2 separate regions of the Homo sapiens genome follow, and region 2 is linked to region 1. Evidence: read pairs that join two places in POLR2A ChIA-PET (ENCODE). Cell type or tissue: GM12878. All regions are shown on one strand. Links, peaks and the distances in the headings refer to the core of each region. The heading gives the core; the rest is flanking DNA.

Region 1 (5,382 bases), core at 225-5,224:
CAGGGTCTTGCTATGTTCCCCGGTTGGTCTTGAACTCCTGGATGCAAGCGATCCTTCCTGCTTTGGCCTCCCAAAGTCCTGGGATAACAGATGTGAACCACCATGCCTGCCCCTGCCCCGCCTTTTTTAAAAGTTTAATTAGAAACACTGATTGTAAAAATGTAAACAATGAATATGAATATAACAATCTAGGCTGGGTGCAGTGGCTCACGCCTGTAATCCCAGCACTTTGGGAGGCCAAGGCCGGTGGATCACGAGATCAGGAGTTTGAGACCTGCCTGGCCATCATAGCGCCTTTACGAAAAATACAAAAATTAGCCGGGCATGGTGGTGCGTGCCTATAGTCCCAACGACTCGGGGAGGCTGAGGCAGGAGAATCACTTGTACCTGGGAGATGGAGGTTACAGTGAGCCAAGATCGTGCCACTGCACTCCAGCCTGGGCAACAGAGCAAGACTCCGTCTCAAAAAAAAAAAAAATCTAAAAAGTAAAATGTTCTCCCTTACCTTTCTCATGTTTATACTTATTTTGGTTATCTATTGCCATGTAAGAAATTATCCCTGAAACTTAATGGCTCACATAGTTTCTGTGGATCAGGAATCCGGGGTAGCTTAGCTGAGTGGCTCTTGGTCCAGCATCTCTCACAGGTTGTAGCCATGATGCTTGCAAGGGCTGTAGTCATCTGAAGGCTTGGCTGTGGCTGCAAGACCCACTGCCAAAGTAAGCCTGCTGAGTGATGCTGGTTGTGGGCAGGAGGCCTCACTTCTTCACCACATGGGCCATGACATAGCACTGTGTGGATGTGTGGATGTCTTCATAACATGGAAGCTAGCTTTCCCCAGGGTGAGCAATCCAAAAGATAGAGCAAGAAAGAGGCCAAATGACTTTTATGGTTGAATCTAATAAATCACACACACACACACACACACACACACACACACACACCACTCAGTCCAGTTCATATTTAGGGAAGTGAAATCAAGCCCCACCTTTTGGAGAGAGAAGTAGGAACATATTTGTGGACGTATTTTAAAATCACCATAATGGGGCTGGGCACGGTGGCTCACACCTGTAATCCCAGCACTTTGGGAGGCTGAGGTGAGCGGACCACTTGAGGCCAGGAGTTTGAGACCAGCCTGGGCAACATAGTGAGACCCCTATCTCTAAAAAAAAAAAACAAAAAACCTGCCATAGTGCTGCTATTTCTTAAAGGTAACCACTATTAATATTTTGATATGTAACTTTCTAGACCTTTTCCTATGTACATACAAATAAATATATATGATATGTTTTATAAATATTTATAATTATTTTACAAAACTCTTAGAAAATGAATGAGAAAGTGCAGTACCATTCTGCTACCTACTCCTTTGTGTGTCACCTGTTTTTACTTTATTGAAGCTTTTCGGATTTGTTCTTTTTTCCTGATGTTCTGGGATTATATGAAGGTATGTCATGGCTTTATTGTTGTTGTTGATTTGTTTGATTTGTTACACTGAGCACTCAGTGGGACTTATCTTCTGAAGATTTACATCAATTGGTGGTAGAAATTTTTCTTCTATTATTTCTTTGATAATTTCCTCCACTCCATTTTTTCCTATTCCTTCTTTTTTAAAAAAAATCTCTCTATCCTGTTGATCAGATGATAGTCTTCTGGATTGATTCTCTAACTTTCTTATTTTCCGTCTGCTACTTTTCTTTTCTTTCTTTCTTTTTTTTTTTTTTGAGATGGAGTTTTGCTCTTCTTGCCCAGGCTGGAGTGCAGTGCACAGTCTCGGCTCTATGCAACTTCTGCCTCCCAGGTTCAAGCGATTCTCCTGCCTTAGCCTCCTGAGTAGCTGGGATTATAGGTGTCCACCATCACACCTGGTTAACTTTTCTGTATTTTTAGTAGAGACGGGGTTTCACCATGTGGCCAGGCTGGTCTCGAACTCCTAACCTCAGGTGATCTGCCTGCCTTGGCCTCCCAAAGTGCTGGGATTATGAGCATAAGCCACCACGCCCAGCCTTCTCTCTGTTACTTTTCATCAGTACTTTGGGAAAAAAGGCTTTACTCTTATAATCAGATGAGATATGATAGTCATCGCATTGCCTCTAGGTTCAGTCTTGCTTTTTTTTTTTTTTTTTTTTGGAGGCAGGGTCTTTCTCTGTCACCCAGGTGAGAATGCAGTGTGCACTCACACGATCACAGCTCACTGCAGCCTCGACCTCCTGGGCGCAAGCGATCCTCCCACCTCATTTTTTTATTTTTATTTTTTTGTAGAGATAAGGTTTCACTATGTTGCCCAGGGTGGTCTTGAACTCCTGGGCTCAGGTGATCCTCCCACCTTGGCCTCTCAAAGTGCTGAGATTATAGGCATGAGCCACTGTACCTGATGGCTCAGTCTTTCTTGATCACTGTCCTTATAGTCTGGCCATGGGATGAAACTTTTTTTAAAAAGTCAGAGGAGGCTGGTCTAAGCCCACTCAGCAGCAGGAATGCTGTTCCCCCACCATTATGATAACTTGTCCCCTGAAATCTCTGCTTCAGTGCTCCTGCCAATGCCATTTTAAAAGCTTACCTTCTATTTGTACACAGTACATATGTTTTCTATTTATAGTTACCTTACTCTTACTCATACCCCCTGTTTATGGATGATTCCTGTTGCCTTATAGTATATGTGCACAACTGCTATGGCTTGAATGTGAGAGACACATTCAAGCCATAGCAGTACATTCTATCTCAAGAAACCACTTTAAGAATCTTAAAGTGTTCATGCGTTGAAAACTTAAATCCCAATGCAATGGTGTTGAGAGGTGGAACCTTTAAGAGGTAATTAGGTCACGAGGGCTCTGCTCTCATGAATGGATTAATGTTGTTATTGCAGGAGTGGGTTAGTTATCTTGGGAGTTGGTTACTGATAAAAGATAAATTTGGCTTCCTTCCTTTCTGGCTTTCTCATGCTCTCTGGATGACACAGCAAGAAGGACCTCACCAGATGCAGAGTCCTCAACCTTGAACTTCCCAGCCTCCAGAATTGTAAGAAACAAATTTCTATTCTTTTTTTTTTTTTTTTTTTTTTTTTTTGAGACAGGAGTTGTCACTCTGTCTTCCAGGCTGGAGTGCAGTGGCGCAATCTCAGCTCACTGCAACCTCTGTCCCCTGGGTTCAAACAGTCCTCATGCCTCAGCCCAGCTGGAATTACAGATGTGTGCCATCACGCCCAGCTAATTTTTGTGTTTTTTGTAGAGATAGGGTTTTGCCATGTTGGCTGGGCTGGTCTCAAACTCCTGGCCTCAAATGATCCACCTGCCTCGGCCTCCCAAAGTGCTGGGATTAGAGGCATGAGGCACTGTGCCAGGCCTAAATTTCTATTCTTTGTTAATGACACAGTCTGTGGTATTCTGTTATAGCAAGACAAGACAGACAAAGACAATGATTTTCTCATCTTTGGTAGCTTTCAGTTTTTGCGACTAATGACAACATCCTCCCTGTATTTCTCACAAAATGTTTTCTAGATAATCTAATTACGTACCTAATCACCATCATTCCTGTTTGGGCAGAGCTTTTGCTCTAGGTAACCTCTTATACCTCAGCCTTGTAGCTTGGCTGCCCTTGAGTCAGTTACCACCTCTGGCAAAATCAGCTGTGGAATAGGGAAGGGACCAGGAGATACCATCAAAGCAAATCCTGTCCGAGGACCATTCAGGGCTACCTACCTAGCTGCCAAGTGGCTGTGGGCGTGGCAAGGTGTGACCAGCTCTTAATGATCACTTTAGGCAGGACACTTAACATTAGGAACCTCAATGGCCTCTTGGAAAAGCGGAAATAACTAAAGGTCTCTCATCTATTTCATTGGATTGTTATGAACATGACTCTATTTTTTGTCTTTATTATTTTATTTATGTATTTATGTATTTTTTTTTTATTTTTTTAAGAGATAGGGTCTCATTCTGTTGCCCAGGCTGGAATGCAGTAGTATGATTGTAGCTAGCTGCATCCTTAAACTCCTGGGCTCAAGCAATGCTCCCACCTTAGCCTCCCGAGTAGTTGGGACTACAGGTGTGTGCCACCATGGCTGGCTAATTTTTTTTTTTTGTAGTGATGAGGTCTTGCTATGGTACCCAGCCTAGTGTTGAACTTCTGGGATCAAGTGATCCTCTCACCTTGGCCTCCCAAAATGTTGGGATTACGGGCATGAGCCACCATGCTCAGCCTGTTGTGAGAATGAAATAAAATATTATAAACTATAAAACATGGTCCAGGCGTGGTGGCTGAAGCCTGTAATCCCAGCACTTTTGGAGGCCGAGGTGGGCAGATCACCTGAGGTCAGGAGTTCGAGACCAGCCTGGCCAATATAATGAAACCCCATCTCTACGAAAAATACAAAAATTAACCGGGCATGGTGGTGTGCACCTGTAATCCCAGCTACTCAGGAGGTAACCAAATCTGTAATATCTCCAAAGGATTGTAATATCCTTTCAATGACTGCACTAAAGTCTACTGTTTTGAGATGCTTTTTTTTTCCAGAGATAGGATCTTGCTATGTTACCCAGGCTGGACTTAAATTCCTGGGACCAAGCAACCCTTCCACCTCTGACGCCCAGTAGGAGGGACTACAGGTATACACCACTGCACCTGGCTAATAGCTCATTTTAGTACTGGACACCTAGCAGCATTTTGTTACACTACTGTTGATGGAGCACCTCACAGTAAAGCAAGTCACACAGATTTTTTGGTTTTCCAATGCACATAAAAGTTATGTTTACACTATACTGTAGTTTAAGTGTGCAATAGCATTATGTCTAAAAGAATCAATACCAGCCGGGCATGGTGGCTCACGCCTGTAATCCCTGCACTTTGGGAGGCCAAGGTGGGTGGATCACGAGGTCAGGAGATTGAGACCATCCTGGCTAACACGGTGAAACCCCGTCTCTACTAAAAATACAAAAAAATTAGCCGGCAGCACAATGGTGGGAGCCTGTAGTCCCAGCTACTCGGGAGGCTGAGGCAGCAGAATGGTGTGAACCTGGGAGTCGGAGTTTGCAGTGAGCCGAGATCACGCCACTGCACTCCAGCCTGGGTGATAGAGTGAGACTCCATCTCAAAAAAAAAAAAAAAAAAGGAATCAATACCATACCATTATTTAAAAATACTGTAATTTAAAAATACTTTATTGCTAAAAACCATAAACCATCATGAGACTTTAGTGACTTGTAATCTTTTTGCTGGTGGAGGGTTTTGCCACAATAGTGATGCCTGCTGACCGATTAAAATGGTGGTTGCTGAAGGCTGAAGTGACTGTGAAAAAAAAAATTTTTTTTTTTGAGACAGGGTCTTACTGCACACCACTGGAGTGCAGTGGTGTGATCTCAGCTCACCGCAGCCTTGACCTACTGGGCT
Region 2 (5,382 bases), core at 71-5,070, 950 kb before region 1:
AGCTAATCCATTGGATTCTACAAAAATTTTGAAAAATCCAGAACTGCAAACTGCAAAGGAAGGCAAAGCTGCTGCTTCCCCAGTTCACCTGTTTGGGATCCAGCACACAAAGCAGAATGCCCGGGAAAGACAGCAGCAAGACTACAGGGCAGGAGAGGGGCTGTTTCCAACAAGGGTGATGGGCACGTCTCCTGCAGGAGCAGACTTCTTTTTTCTTCTGTAATTTTTGATACTTTGGAATGCAAGATTTATTTTGGAGAGGCAAGAGAGAATACTTTGGAAAAGATGTAGATCAGAGATCTGAGTAGCTATTGAATTGTGGGAGAAGGCCATGAGAGAAAGTGTGAGTAGTAATCTTATAGCACATTTTCCTTTTTTGTTGACTGTCTTCCCAGCCTGTGTCCATCAAGTAGAAAATGGCAGAGGAATGTCAAAGAAGAAAGTGTGAGGGATGTGGCTGGGCACGGTATCTCATGCCTATAATCCCAGCATTTTGGGAGGCCGAAGTGGGTGGATCACCTGAGGTCAGGAGTTCGAGACCAGCTTGGCCAACATGGTGAAACCCCATCTCTACTAAAAATACAAAAATTACCCGGGTGTGGTGGCAGGCACCTGTAATCTCAGCTACTTGGGAGGCTGGGGCATGAGAATCACTTGAACCTGGGAGGCGGAGGTTGCAGTTAGCTGAGATTGTGCCACTGCACTCCAGCCTGGGCAACAGAGCAAGACTCCATCTCAAAAAAAAAAGTGTGAAGGATGAAAGCTGCTATGGCAAACATCCTTAGCTGCAATCCTGTGGAATACTTTTAAAATTCAGATTTAAAATAACTTTAAGCTTTAAAGGATTGTTGTTGCTGTTGTTGTTTCTCTTGTCGTTGCTTCTGTTATTTAAAACAAAACAAAAAAATCCTTCCAAAGTTCAAGCTGCAGTGAGACTTAATTTTATAGTTATTATTTACATGGTAAAATTCCCCTCAAGTCACCAGTCCCTGGTATGGGAATTTTTAACTCTGAAAGCCTTTGAATTATTACTAGGAAAAGCATCTGGTGTTAGTGAAACCAGTGACTGTGAAGCTGGTATCAAAATGAAAGTGCCTTTTGGGAACCAAAATTTTACAGGTCTTTCTGCTGAACTCTGGTTCACTGACAGTGATTGCTTAAGCTTGTCTAAAATATTTCAGCTTTACTCTTATCAACATGATTTGTGCTGTAATTGTTTAAAATTTTCCTTTGTAAAATAACTAACCAAATTATCTGATTATAGTTTGTTGTAACAGATGTGAATCTTATTCCACAAACTCAGGTGTGCAAGAAACAATGCATTACTTTATTTTCAGAAATCCAAATTAAATTTGATGCTGAGCTCCCATTCCACCAGGTTGCCAGAACTTCAATAATTGTCCTTACTGGGGTCTTTGCCAGCTCATGCAAAGTGCCAGGGGAACATTCAGGGAGGATTCTTCTTTAGTCATTGGATCCCGCTGGTTACCTCTGGGTTTTCCATTGTCCAAACCCACAGGATCTTGTATCTGGTGGCTCAAGACTCATCAGCCATCACTTTGGTAGTTCCTGGAGTTTGGGGTTCAGCCTTCTTAGGTGATCCACACTGTCAATCCCCCCAGGCTTTCCCCAGGCCCTGTCGCCTTCCTGAGGGTGCCACAAGCCAGTGTATGGCTGGATAGTTGCAGACGACTGTGATGAAACTGAGGACAATGAAACTGCCACAGTGGAGCTGGCCACAGGTTCTACCCTCAGAACCCAGACCTCTGTTTCTTCTTGTTTCTGTACCCCACTGTTCTGCTGCTCCCTCAGAAATTTCCCCATTTCCTCTGAGATACCTCAATGAATTTAGGTCTCCAAAAAATATCTAGGGGGAAGTGGTCTTTAAGAAAATTGTCCTTAAGTTTTCCTTTTTAGTGGCCCCACTAACTTGCCCTAAGGCAGAGGAGCACAGAGGCCTCACTATGTACTTGGATCTGAAGAAAGGAACATATATATAGTGCACATGCTGTGTTAAGCATCGACTTTTCATGTAATAATTTACCCTGCCGTAGTAGCTAACATGTAAGCAAGGCAGAATTATGGTCCCAACTAGACTTTTCATTGAGATGAAAACTAAAGAGCTTCTTTTGTCTTATTAAATGAGAAGGGAAAAATCTTTCATGAAATAGCAACAACAAATATACATGCTACTCTACACGCTTTACATGGATTAGCTCCTTTCATGCTCACAACCATCATATGAAAACTGGAGCACAGAGGTTAAATGATTTGCCCTGATCCTATGGCTAACAAGTAGCAGGAGCAAAATATGGACCCAGGCGGACTGGCTCCAGAGCCCGTGTTCTGACCCTACACACTGCACTGCCTCTCTGCTCACCACTGTCCCACCTTTTGTAGTCCCCTGCAGCTTAAAAAGAGTGGGAACAGACTGAGGATGGGAACAGTCCAGTAGTGCTCAGACTCTCCTCAGCAGGCAGGGAGCAAGGCGCTTCAACCACATAATCTACAATCTGTCTGTCCATTTGACTCAGCTAATGACCCCTTCACCATCGTCCATGGAAATACGGGCAAGTGCATCAAGCCAGTGTATGGCTGGATAGTAGCAGACGACTGTGATGAAACTGAGGACAAGTTATGGAAGTGGGTGTCCCAGCATCGGCTCTTTCATTTGCACTCCCAAAAGTGCCTTGGCCTCGATATTACCAAATCGGTAAATGAGCTGAGAATGTTCAGCTGTGACTCCAGTGCCATGCTGTGGTGGAAATGTGAGCACCACTCTCTGTACGGAGCTGCCCGGTACCGGCTGGCTCTGAAGGATGGACATGGCACAGCAATCTCAAATGCATCTGATGTCTGGAAGAAAGGAGGCTCAGAGGAAAGCCTTTGTGACCAGCCTTATCATGGTGAGTATTAGAGAGGGACTTTGACCGATTTGCTGTTGTGCTTGTCACATGTGGCATTAAACATGCACAATTTAGTAAAAATAGAGTCGTACATTAGTAAGGGCAGTGAGTAAGCTCTTCACTTCCAGGCACTGTGCAGTTACTTTGAGCGACATTCTTACAAGTCCATGGTATTTGCCTCTACTTTGCAGGTAAGGCTAAGAGAGATAAAGTGCCTTGTCTGAGGTCACACAGCCATGTTGTGATAAACCTGGGATTTCATCAGATAGATATGTACTTCTTATGATGGTCTTCTAAACCCTAGAGGAAAGGAAACCCTAGAGGAAAGGAATCATTAGATTTGTACAGGCTAAAAGTCAAATGATCTAATAATGTTGATCTTATTCTAAGTTTTAAAAGAAGAAGAAAGGTCAGGCGTAGTGGTGCATGGTTGCGGTCCCAGCTTCTCGAGAGACTGAGGCAGCAGGATCACTTGAGCACACAGGAGTTCAAGGCTGTAGTGTGTAATGATCACGCCTGTGAATAGCCACTGCACTTCAGCCTGGGCAACATAGTGAGACACCCATCCTTAAAAAAGAAAAGAAGGAGAAGGAGGAAAAATATATTTTTTCTTGCCTACGGATTTTGAATAAAATGGGAAAATTTTGAGTGGATTTTCTTATTTATTTTCATTTTTGCATGGCAACCAAATTTTGATGTTTATATTTATGATTCAGCATTTTAAGAGTGGAGTTTTTCAGTTGCTTCCGAAAATAAGTATATTAATATTGCCTTGCGGGGAGCGGACCATGGACTTAGCCCTGAGTCTAGGGACTGGATTGCAACTAATTTCTAAGTTAAAGAATGAGTAGATTTATTTTTTTAACCATTAAATGTAATTAGCTATCTCCCAAGCAAATATTTTTCATTATGTTGCTCTAAATTACACCAAATGTCGATATGCATATAATTATGTCCTCTAAGTCCTATTATTTCCCCTTGCCTTTCTTTACAAATTTCCCTAGCTTTACAGTGGCTTTCTTCTTCTCTTAAAGATCATTTAAGCTAAATTTGGCCTCAAAGTCACTATAGCAGCTTGCTCCCATACTTTCCATTATCCATCTGCACAAGTTTTTCTTTCTAGCTTTCTATTTCCTAGTGAGGATGCAAGAATTATTCTGAGAATGTCAAGTTCTGTTGTGGAGAAATATTAGAGAATTAGAGATAGGGTTTCCTTTTCATCATTCCCTGGCCTTTGAATAGTTGACAGTCTGTTTCTGCGAGCCAGTTTCCTCCTAAAAGTAAAGCAGTTGCTTTTTGGATATGACTTAATGGCAAATTTAAATTCTGTGCCACAAAAGCCCTTCTCCAACTTGCCAACTAAGAGGAAACACAGAGCCAAACAAAATGCCTTTTAATTGGATTTAACTTGTTTCATTGTATTTGTCCAGGGATCAGAAAGGATAATTTTCTTGGCAGGGTTCTTTTAGTCTCCTGATCTAATTCTTTTGAGGGGCATAGTTGTAATCTTAAACTCCCTCAGTCCCCAGTGTCTTCATTTCAATATAACTGGTTTTCCTTTTTATCCTATGTATTTTATGTATGCATTTCTAATGTTCTTCTGAGACAGGGACTGTGGATTTCACCCAGCTGCCAAAGAGATCAGTAGCACAAAAAAGGTTAAGGATCTACCCAGGGGACCACCCAGAGAGAGCTAAGCAATGCCACCAGCATAACCCAAAGGCATGAAGTGTTTCTTGACCTTTTCAAATATAATATTTGAAACACTAAAGCTTTTTTTAAAGCATATATAGTTGTGACTAGTCAAGGCATACCTCAAGTTTTAATTTGCACAGAAACCAGGGCCAAACTTGCCACCTCTTCTCTGTTTCTGTCTGGGTGACTGGTACCATCTAAGTTCTACATGTCAGAAATCAGCAAGTCACCTGAGAGGTTTCAGGCTCGCCTCTTCCACCACTCCAATATAATCAAATATGAAGTCCTGGCAATTCTACCCTTTTCAATTTATGTATATCCCTTCTTGTTCTTAGGTTAGGGACTGCTGTCTTAAGTTAGGGACTTTCTCTAGGACTCCGCTCTCAGACTCTCGATACTGATTGTTGTCCCCACCTTCTTATCTAGCAGTATATAAACAAAACATACAAGATACCCAAGTCCCAACAAAGTGAAATCCAAGGTTACCTGGTTTGTTACAGCAAAGCTAGGGCTTAAAACCAGTATTCCATTCCCCAAACATAGCTTCTTTCTTTCCCCCTTGGCTTTAGCAGTATAAACCAAGTTTTCACTTGTGATACAAGAACATTAATTTATCACTGTGCCTTGGGTTGCCTCTCACCCCAACTCCTATCCTGTGTGAGTCGTGTTCATCTCAGAGAAAACTGAAGTTGTATAAATTTTATGAGTGAACTGCTTTTGACTAGCACCCAGGTGTACATTAATATCATTAAGATACCTTGATCTCACTAGCACTTTTCAA

What was found. Peaks named below come from ENCODE experiments on the same cell type or tissue, not always from the same donor. Only the 100,000 strongest peaks of a DNase experiment are listed, where the experiment ranks them.
Region 2: POLR2A ChIA-PET joins it to region 1 with 5 read pairs; 2 of 35 experiments call an interaction of 5 or more read pairs at or near these places.

What each region holds. Positions count from the first base shown.
Region 1 is chr2:158,942,499-158,947,880 of GRCh38, reverse strand. No RefSeq gene overlaps it. Among named protein-coding and RNA genes, the nearest start is that of TANC1, 23 kb to the left of the region's middle. In GM12878, for the core only: no CTCF peak of the experiment used is centred there; no DNase peak of the experiment used is centred there.
Region 2 is chr2:159,896,212-159,901,593 of GRCh38, reverse strand. It overlaps LY75-CD302 (LY75-CD302 readthrough), which reads left to right. Exons shown (of 38, transcript NM_001198760.1): 2 at 2,535-2,906. LY75 (lymphocyte antigen 75) reads left to right here. Exons shown (of 35, transcript NM_002349.4): 2 at 2,535-2,906. Among named protein-coding and RNA genes, the nearest start is that of LY75, 5.9 kb to the left of the region's middle. RefSeq lists an enhancer at 4,796-5,035. In GM12878, for the core only: no CTCF peak of the experiment used is centred there; no DNase peak of the experiment used is centred there; H3K4me3 peaks cover 2,676 bases; H3K27ac peaks cover 5,000 bases.